Linked DNA regions of Mus musculus: region 2 is linked to region 1. Evidence: chromatin contacts called from ENCODE Hi-C or POLR2A ChIA-PET data. All regions are on one chromosome and are shown on one strand. The core of a region is the stretch at or near the end of the contact, and the rest is flanking DNA. Distances in the headings are between cores, read along the strand shown.

What was found. Hi-C counts contacts between places; a loop is a spot of excess contacts on that map. ChIA-PET counts read pairs that join two places held with the same protein, here RNA polymerase II (POLR2A).
Region 2: a loop to region 1 is called in a map of heart, with 3 times the contacts of the local background. The contact joins the promoter of Taok1 here to the promoter of Ssh2 in region 1. A Hi-C loop is called at or near these places in 1 of 37 maps with a recorded cell type or tissue (heart). POLR2A ChIA-PET finds 5 or more read pairs at or near these places in 1 of 5 experiments (embryonic stem cell).

Annotation. Positions count from the first base shown.
Region 1 is chr11:77,214,200-77,219,390 of GRCm38, forward strand. Ssh2 (slingshot protein phosphatase 2) reads left to right here and starts at 2,226. Exons shown (of 15, transcript NM_177710.4): 1 at 2,226-2,316. The coding sequence starts at 2,254. It also overlaps a transcript of Efcab5 not described here.
Region 2 is chr11:77,604,218-77,609,632 of GRCm38, forward strand. Taok1 (TAO kinase 1) reads right to left here and starts at 3,598. Exons shown (of 21, transcript NM_001364134.1): 1 at 2,991-3,598.

The sequences.
Region 1 (5,191 bases), core at 976-3,475:
TATATATCTTGACCATTAACCTACAGTTTAGAAAAAGCATGGACCATGTCTCATTTTTTTCTTTTGCTTGAAGATATTTCCTGTACATAATATACATTCAACAAGGCCTTTATGAACTCAGAATACACTTCAGAGAATAGAAAATTATCTTGACTGCATGTAGGACCTTTTAATTTGTATACATTATCTCATTTGATTATGAAAGTCCTGTAAGTTAGGGTTTCATCATAGAGAATAAGGAACTACAGCTCAAAAAGTTCAACTCATTTGCATAAGGTTTTACACAGCTGGAACTAGAAGCTAGGTCTGACTCACAGCAGTGCTTGGTCTCATTGTAAGGTTAATGGACTTAAATGTCTCCTTTTCCAGATGAATTTCTTTAGAGTATGCCACTATATAGAAGAAAACCCAAGTTGTCAACCACATATCAGTAGGAAAATCAACATACTGAGAATTACTGATTTGGACAATACTTCTCTTTCGGTTTATAAATACATTTATTTGGGGACATTTAGCTCTCATCTTGGCTCTCTACATAGTTTTTTGTTTAGTCTCTTAAGTCTTGGTTCAAAGTTCTTACTTCTGAACCTTGCCTTCTCTTTCCTGTTCACTCTGGAGCTCTGGGGATAACGTTGTTTCTCATCTGTGAACCACAGTTCTTCAATTCTCATCTCATAGGCAGTCTTGATCACCACCAGGGGGCAAAAGCCTACCAACTGGTTTTTCTGCACTACACTCTACAGAGGACTGGCACAGTACAGGGACCCTCAGTGACTCTTGATGGAACCTCCCTGCTAATTACTTCAACCACAGGGCCCCAGGGAGAGAACAAAGACTCAGCATAGAGGGTTCTTGTGTCACTTAACCACACAGCAACCAGAAAGAGCTTATGACAGCCCTATCAGTTTAAAAGGAGCAATGAGATCCAAGATTGTTTGAGTGACAAACAGAAAGAGGTGGGCTTTAGAAACTGGAGTCCATAAGTGAGTGTTTTCTACAGCTTTGATATGGATGGTGGTATTTACCAGTTCATCCCCTCAACTATCTCTGTGTAAATATATCAACGGGTTGCACTGCGTGACTTTTCCTTTTCTTTTTAGTCTTGATTTTTCCATTACATGCTTGGTTGATGTTGGCAGTTTACCATTTAGAAATGTCTTCCTTTAAAATATTTTAATTCTACATTTTCACTTGCATTTATGAAATAGTCAAATTTATGGGGGAAAGAAAAAAAGCTCAATGATCAAAAGATCTTTGTTTAGTGGAGATCTTCACAGTAGGAAGCAATTGAGAGGTTTTAAAAAAAAAATAGCAGGTTGGAGCTTTCCAACTCAGGGTCCAGCTCTCTGTGCCCGCCCCTTCCCTCAGCATCTCAGGTACAGTGACTGACTTTAGGCAGGTTGTAGAGGAAGGAAGCCTGAGGCTACTACGAAGTTTCCAGTGTTTACCACCGGGGGGAAAAATCTTTCTTAGGAAAAGTCTGGTCGTTAACCCTGAGGCCCTTTATGATGAGGAGGGTGGGGAAGCTCATTAAGACGGAGCCCTCTTGAGGGCCAGGTCCAAGCAGGAGGGCTGGTCTCCCGGGTCTAGCCCAGAGAAAGCGTCTATAGCACCTGCGGAGCCCTTTTCCACTAGAAAACGTGTTCGCCTCAGGATTTTCGCCTCAGTTTTTCTCTAAGGTTGCGCGCCCCACTCATAAAATGGTTGTCTTTCTGGAGTGAGGATTAGCGGCTCTCCCACCGACCCCCACCCCCAGATCAGGACCCTCGGTTGGCTGGCTGCCTTCCAGGGCTCCTTGGCCAGCTCGCCCCACGCCGCGCAGCGGGGACAGACAGAGCCGCAGGGGCAGCAGTAGGGCTCGAGAGCTGACCCGGGAGGGGACGGCGGCCCGAGGCGCGGCGCACGCAGCCTGCCCGCCCGCTTCCGGCAACTTAAGGGTTACGCCGCCGCGGCGGCGCGCGCCGAGGGGAGAGGCGGTTGCTGACAGGTGGCGCCTGCGCACTGGGAGCGCTCATTGTGCCCCGCAGCTGCCGAACCGCCCGCCTGCCCGCCCGCCGCCCGTTCGGCGCGTCAGTAGGCGAGAGAGTCCGGTGGTGGGTGCGGAGCCCGAGGCCGTTCCCGCGGCTTCATCTCCCTCTCCGTTTCCCTCGTCCCTACGCCTCACCCATCGTCCCCCATCCCGGCTCCGTCACCCTCCCGCCCCCCACACTCAGGACGAGAATGCCCTGCCCGGAACAACCCAGCAGCACCTAGATGGCTTTGGTCACGGTCCAGCGGTCGCCTACCCCCAGCACCACCTCCAGCCCTTGCGCCTCGGTGAGTCCCTCCAGGCGGCAGCTCCCAGCTTCTGTCACTGCGGCTCCGCTTTGCCTCAGCGGGTCCCGCCGAACGCCACTGCGCACGCGCCGCGCCTCTTCCCAGGCCTTGGCACTCAGGCTGCTGCGAACCCCCCACACCCTCATCTTACCGGCGAGCAGCAGCGACTGCCAGACGTTGGGGTTTTTTGTTTGTTTGTTTGTTTGTTTGTTTGTTTTTTCCCCAACCTCCATCACCCGGAGCACCCAGTCCCTCACAGCGCTGGCTCAGAAATCTCCCGTAGCATGCTTCCCATGGCTTGAGCACTTCCTTTCGGCTATGAGTCATTCTTGCTTTTCACCCTCCCCCCTTCTTTTACCCTCTGTTGCTCTGTTGCAGGGAGAGGAAGGGTGGGCTCCTAGGTTACCCCCGACCCACACCCATATCCTTTACGCACACCGTTTCAGGGACCCAGTCAGTGCACTGCGCATCCTTCTTCCGTCTCGCCCTGTGTGTGCCTTTCTCTAGTCCCTGGCATCTCTCTTGTGCTCCGTACAGTTTAGGCTTCATTGGACTGCTCGGTGGTAGTTACTCCCTGGTTTCTTCCCACCCTTAAAAGATGGCAGTGATCTCTGCTTCTTGGACTTCTACCTTTCTCAGTGAGAACCCAAAGCTTCTGGTGCTGCTTGATAACCAGTGCCAATTCATTTCCATCTTATAGACATTTATGCCTTCCACTCATTGCTCATGATCGTTCTTGCTCATGGGTTGTGCTTGGATGGTTCATGACTTCAAATGCTGTGTCGCTAAAGCATGTTTCCAGAAGGAAAACACTCATCAATTAGCATTTTTTTTTCTGCTGGGCTTTTCTATGCCTTCACCTCCACCATGACTCCTTTATAGCTCTAGTCTCGGGCTTCATATTTGTGAATACCTGCTAGCATGTGTTAGCATTGCACCAGTGTGGTAAAATGGGTCTTAAAAAAAAAACAGGCATCTAGATGAAAATATGAGCAATTGAAGAACTATTTCATATAGAATTGTAGTTTTAACATTAGATTTAGTAGTGTCAAGTTGCAAAGAGGCATTCAGTGAACACCATGACTTTCCACTGTATGAAAGAAAGTTGGGTCATTAATATTTGTTAACTGAGATAGGAGTTTGATATCTTGAAAGCATGTTGCCTTGTGATTTCAATATAGTTTCCTGAATTTCAAAATTTTGTTGCATATTGTGGTAGTTTCTTCCTTTGTGAGTTTTCTTGTGTGTTTTTGTATGACTACCCTAATTCAAGAAATTACTCTATTCACCTTGTGATGGTACAGGATACAAAACTGAAATCTGTGGGTAGAAGTTTAAAGAGGCACATTTCCATTAGTTTAGGGAAGACGTTTGTAAAAATCAAGTGCACTGTTTTGCAAAATAGCACACATTGTATCAAGCAGAAGCCAGGGGAGCTTTGGCCAGACAGGTGATATAAAGAATCCTTGCATGGGGGGGGGGGCTTGCTGGACTTTCTAAAGCTTTATGATTCTGTGATTTGAGAATAATTGTACTTCAGAACTGATGAAACACTTTAGGGTTTGCTCTAGGCAAATATGAGAGGGGTAGAAATATGTAGCATTTTCATGAGTGGATTTTTTCCACTTTATGGTAGATTTTTCAGAATTGATAGAAAATCTTCAGACCATAGTAACTCACTCCAATAGTAAATCCTTTGATTTTTGTGGTTACCAGGCCTAGTTTTGGCTGTGAAAGCAATCAAGGGTTAGTAGATAACATACTGAAGTAGAACTCAGTATTGTAAAACTATTTCCCCTGGGCATTGCTGAAAACCTTTTATGTTACAGTAGCATTTATTAAGCTATTGTTATATCAGTTGTCTTGAAGTAAATGAATAATATTTGGTAAAGCCATATTTATTTGACATGGCTTTATTAGTCAAAACTTGGAATACTTTAGAATCTTGAGGAATGTTAATAGTCATTTTGGCATAGGTAGGCAATTAAGATTGGTCATGTAAATACTGTAGTATTTACTATAGTAAATATTGAGTAGTAAACTCAGTTATTAAGCTAAATGACAGATAGTTCTATATGCCCTGGTCTGATGATTGCAGTTGTTTATACTTGGCCCTGTGTGTAGAGAAATCCTGGCACTGCTGTGTGAGTAACAATCAGCATTGTTAGTGTGGCTGACAGGCCGCTTCTCTTTCCCTTTAAATTGTCTTCCTATTTGATTCCATCCAGACCTGTGCTCAGCTCAGTTGTCTTGTGGTCCTTGTGCTACAGTGTCTGACATGCATGTATTTTGCCGTTTTATCTCTTACTATATGAATAGGTTGGTTGGTTGGTTGCTTGCTTGGTTTTAAAAGTGAGGAAGAGTGCAAAAGGTAGTTGACTTTTTTTTCTTTAAAGAACAACTGAAGTTTGTGAAGCTGAAGATTTACTCTTTTAATGATGGACATATTAGTACTATCAGCTCTTCAGCATTTTTAAATTAAGCATAAATAACTTGATCACTGTAGTAGTTAATCTTCAATGTCAATTTTACTGTGAAAAATATTTCCAGAGAGGTTTAACTGAGGAGGGAGGACCCATCCTAACTGTGGCACTGTTGTCCCATGGGGTGGGTACTGGACTGAAGAAAAAGGGAAAGTCCAGCAGAGCCCAGCACTCCCTCTCTCTGTTTCCTCATCTGCCCACTTGTTAGCAAATTTCTCCTCCCATGCCTTCCCTTCCCTGATGGACTGTATCTGTGAACTCTGAACCAAAGCCAGTGCTTCCTCTCTTAAACAGCTTATTGTTAGGTGTTTGGTCAAGGATCAAGAAAAACAACCTAATACAATTACCTACTAGATATGAGTGACCATCACAGATACTGAGTCATATAAGAT
Region 2 (5,415 bases), core at 2,348-4,847, 390 kb after region 1:
TGGTGGTGCACACCTTTAATCCCAGCACTGAAGGGGCAGAGGCAGGAGGAGTTCTGAGTTCGAGGCCAGCCTGATCTACAGAGTGACTGAGTTCAAGGACAGCCAGGGCTATACAGAGAAACCCTGTCTTGAAAAACCAAAAAAAAAAGTACTTTGATTATTAAAAGCCTCTAAAGCAGTTGATTCTTAGAAATTCCTCTACTTATAAAACATGAGAATAACCAAATTAACAAATCAGATATCAGAATGCCAAAAATTAAGTCACTAAAGGGGAATCCAGAGAAAGAGCCAGTTGTGAAAGAACAGGAAGTGATGTACACTCCATTTTGTGGATGAACTATTTAGAAACATAAGCACCACACTAATCTGGAATCAACTCAGACTAACAGCTCTCAGTATTGTCTGGCAGTGCCATCAGGGGTCATGAAATAACCCTCAGGCAGTTTTTTTCCTTAATAATGAATTTATTTTCTGATCATCAACATACTTTTGCCATATTTAGGGAAGAGCTCCTATCAGCTATAAAGATGCCTTGGTTATAATATGACTCAGTAAAGCAATTAACCTACACCCTGTGTATGTCCTTAAATTTTGTAGCTATTGATAAATCCATTCTTGCATCTTTCCAAGATAAAATCAGTCACTCTTTACTAAGCAGTATGTTTGGATTCATCCTAGTATATGAATCTATTATCAACAACAAACTATAAAGCAGAGAAATAGGTATTACAGCATAATTTTTCCTGAATGAGGAGAAAGCTACATATTCTGCAACATACACTTTATGTCATGAAGTAAAGGTTCAAATGAAACTGGGCACAGTAGCTCAGCACTCAGAAGGCTGAGGCAGAACTGCCACAAGTTCAAGGCCAGCTAAGACTGCATAGAAGAACCTGCCTCACTGCCGCAGAGGTGAGACAGGAGAGTCAGTTCAGGGATAACCTCAGCTATGCAGTATTTGAAGACAATCTGGACTACATAAGATCTTGTTTCCCCAACACCATCCCCCCCCAAAAGAGAGACAGATTCAAATGAATTTATTCAAAAGAATAAAGCAGAAATGTCCATGTTTTGAGAAAAACATAATGCAGCTTTCCTAAATACTATGGAATTAAAAAAAAAAAAAAGAATTTAGGACAGGCATAGTGGCCCACACATTTAATCCCAGCACACAGCAGAGACAGGCAGATTTCTTGTGAATTTGAGGCCAACCTGGCCTACATACCAAGTTGCAGGCCAGCCAGAGAACTCACTCAGCACTGAATACACAGTATAGTGAGATGCTGTTTCAAAAAAAAAAAAAAAAGTTTAAACTGGAATATGAAGGCACACACCTGTAATTCTAGCACTTGGGAGGTTGGAGACAGAGTTATCAGGAGTTTACAGTCATCCTCAGCAACCAACAGTTACACTAGCCTGGGCTACATGAGAAAGAAAGAACTTAAGTCAATGCCTAGCAGTACTGCTATATCTTTAATACTTGTATTCATAATTTTAAAATAACATATTAAGTAAAGCTAGACACAAAATTTGATGTTAATAAAATATCAAGATAATTAGCATAGTTTAGCAATCTTTATTACTGCTAATATTCACATATAGAACAGTTTTAAAACACTTCACTAGTAAATCTAAACAATTTAAAAAAAAATGGACCCAGGTGTGGAGACTTCACCTGTAATTCCAGCACAAAAGAGGGTGAGAGGCAGAACTGCTAAGTTCAAGGCAGTATGAATACAGAGTCCCTACCTATAAATCCGGGAGGATTATACTTCAAGAGTCTGCTAAAGATGAGAGAAAAAGTAAAAAGTATATATCAAGACTTCTTCAGGACTTGAAGGCTAAGTTTTTGTTTCAAAAGGCACTTACCAGAATGCTAAAACTGTTATTTCTGCTTCTACTAACCACAAAAATCAACAAGTACTACTGCCAAGACAAGATGGTTTCTTTTAAAATTAGGATGACATGAAGCAAAAAAGAAAAAAATGAGTACAGAACACAGATCATAACAGAATTGGGTGCATCACCTTACATTTCCTTAAGAAGGAATATCTGCTACATGAAAGTTTGTAACAATTTTCAGAGACTTTCTGTATCAATGTCATGCAAAATATTATTAACCTTAAAAAGTCACAGCCCGAGGCAAACGTCTGATTATATGAGTTTCAATGTAATAATTTCTAATAATTCTCAAAGAACTACAAAAGCCAAAGGGGACCCTTTAACAGTTCATCCAGGAATTCTCCCCTCTCTCAAAACAGAGTAAGAGAGACATCAAAACTGTTCTAACACGAGGCCATATCCCAACAGTAACAAGAGCGGACATACTTCCCATGGACATATCTCAGGGGAATATCCGAACAGTACTGTCATCGATTTAAAAAGCAAAGGGAAAAAAAAACTAAGCTCTCCAAGGGAAGCGCCATTGCTCCAGCCCCCCACCCCCACTTCTGTGTATGCATGGGTATGTGTACGAAGAAACTGACTTGTACTCCTGCAGCACTGCAGTAGACTAGAAGATGGGGGGGGGGGATGCTTCCATCACCCCTTACATTAGAAAGGTACAGACTTCCTTGGGGAGGAGTGGAAATCATCCAGTTGGCTGTCCAGAGCATTCTCCATTCCCAAGAATACAGACGCTACAAAGGAGGAGGAGCGGGAGCAGAGACCAGAAAGGGACCTCGCGCCTTTAAATCGGGGTGCACGTCAACTCAAATCTCCCTAACTAGAGCCACACCTTCTTAGAAACATCCCCTTCCACCACCTCTTCCGGTGACCCTTAGGAAAAAGGAATGCAATTGCTCTGGCCCCTCAAAACAGGAGGGCGCCCAGCTCACCAGTTTCTTCACCCCACCCACAGATTCACAGACCCTCCCTGTCTCCCTCCCCCACTCTATCCCCGATCTCTTCTTTCACCCGGAGAGGCCTGAGTGGGCACAATCTCCCCGCCCCCTCCATGTCTTCCTTTCCCAAAGCAGAGGTGCCCTTACCCCTTCGCCGGCAGGTCTGGGGCAGAGCAGACGGGCGCAGACCCCTGGAGCGCTCCGGTGGCCGCAGCGCTGGAGAGCGAGGAGTGAGGAGGAGGGGGCCCGGCGACAGACCGCCGCCCCCCCCCCAGCCACCCAGCCCAGGCTCTACGACAAGGGGCCGGGGGGAGGGAGGGGGGGACGAGGGGACGACCGGGGTCGAGGAGGCGCCCTTAACGCTCCGGCTCAGTTAAGATGGCGCGGGGGAAGTGCCGGGAGTCGCCGCCGCCGCCGCCTCGGGGGAACCGGACCGGGGCCTCGGCCGCCTCCGGTCCTCCCAGCCGAGGCCCTGTCGGTCCCCCGCCGCGGCCCCTTGGCGGGCGGGCCCACGCGCACCCCTCCGCCACCACTACCACCCCTGGGAAGGGGGCGCTCACAAAGAGAAGAGAGGCCGCGGGCCGTCGGGCCGCGGGGCGGGGTCCCCGGGGGCCGAGAGGCCTGGGAGGTTCGCGACTGCTCCGCGCTCTCAGCCCGCGAAGGGCGCAAGGCGAGTGGGACCCCTCCTCTCTCCTCAAGCGGGCGGCGGCACCGGCTCACTCTCTTCGCCACCCTCCCTCTCTCCTTCCAAGCCCTGAAGCCACAGAGCTCGGCCGCTGCCCAGGTTCTCTCCCCCCCCCCTTCCCGACACCACTCCCCTCCTCCCGACAGACATCTCAGCCTCAGATCTCGCGAGAGTTCTTGCCTGACAGGCCCGACCCTGCGCGAGACAGGACAGTATGCGCGCGCGGGCGCGGGCGCGCGGGCGTCCTCTCGGGAGTGCGCGAATACTTAAAGCTGGGCGGAGTGGCCCGAGTGGCCCGAGTGGCCCGGAGTGCTAGGCTTGGTCCAGTCCCACCCTCAGCTCGCCTTCGCTACGCGGGCGTCAGGTGCGTGCTAGTCAGTCCCGGAAATCCTGGGGAGAAGAGCTCCGCGCAGTCCTTCCCTCTTCCCACCTCCAGAACAGCAGCCTCCCACTAATACTGCCAAACTGAAACTTTGCTCCAAAGTGGAGAACATCTCATTCCTACACACACCTTAGTTGGACTCCTCGTGGGACTCAGGGATAAACTTCGCAGCATAATCACTATGTACCTGCGTTTGTGCGGTACTGATGGTTAGTTTGGGAACGGCAGTTAAAGACTTTCATATAAGCCATATTTGTGATGGAAGAAAAAGAACTTCAAAGGGCTTTGTAGACTTAGAGTAAAAGATCTTTTTCAGTATAAAAGAAGCAAGTTGGCCAGTAATCAGGAAGCAGAGGCAGGTAGATCCGAGTTCTAGGCCAGCCTGGTCTACCTAGTACATTCTGGGTTAGTCAGGGTTACACAGTGAAACCCAGTCTAAAAGCAACAAAGTAAAGTAGTCTATGTAGGAAAGAGGTAAATCTTAGCGTGGGTTTAGAAACAGTTTTTTAAAACACATACACACACACCATCTTCAGTCACCCCCGATCTAGTCTAGGACTTTAGCTAGAACAGACTGTAATTGTTATTGAGGATCTAACAAGTGACCTGGTAGTGATGGGTCACACCTGTATTCTGTAATCCCACCCAACACAAGAGGCTGAGGCAGGAAATCATGAGCCTGAGTTAGATAGAGGCCAGCTTGAGCTATACTTTAACAACCTCTCTAGATATTGACAGAGAGAGAGCAAGAGCGCAAGAGGGGGTTCAGAAATTAAGAGCAAGTTCTGCTTGGTCTTGCAGAGGACAGTTTTCCAGCACCCGTGTAAGACAACTCAAAACCAACACACACACACACACACACACGTTAATTAAAATCTTTTTAAAAAACAGAAAACTCAAAGAAGAAAAAAGAAAAAAAGAAGAGAGAAAAAATGAAAAAAAAATTAAAAAAAAAAAACAAAAAGAAAAAAAAAACAAAACAACAACAACAAAAAAAAAAGCCAGAAAACTCAGCTAGGTATGGTGGCGAACGCCTTTAATCCCAGCACTCAGGAGGCAGAGGCAGGTGGATTTCTGAGTTCGAGGCCAGCCTGGTCTACAAAGTGAGTTCCAGGACAGCCTGGGCTATACAGAGAAACCCTGTCTCAAAACAAAACAAAAAAAAAAAAAAACAAAACAAAAAAACAAACAAAAAAACCCACCTCTTTTAGCGGAGTATGGTGATGCACAATTTTAGTTCTAGTACTCAGGAAGCAGAGACAGGAGGATCTCTGTAAGTTGGAAGCCAGCCTGATCTACAAGGCAAGTTTCAGGACAGCCATGGCTCCATAGAGAGACCCTGTCTCAAAAAAGAACCAAATATATATATACATACAAACACATTCATACAGACACAAAGTGTGTGTGTTCCTAGTGTGGTGTCCTATGTACCTCTCCCAGTATTTTGTTGTTTGTTGTGGATGCAGGAGAATCAACAGTTCAAAGTGAAGGTTATCCTGGTATAA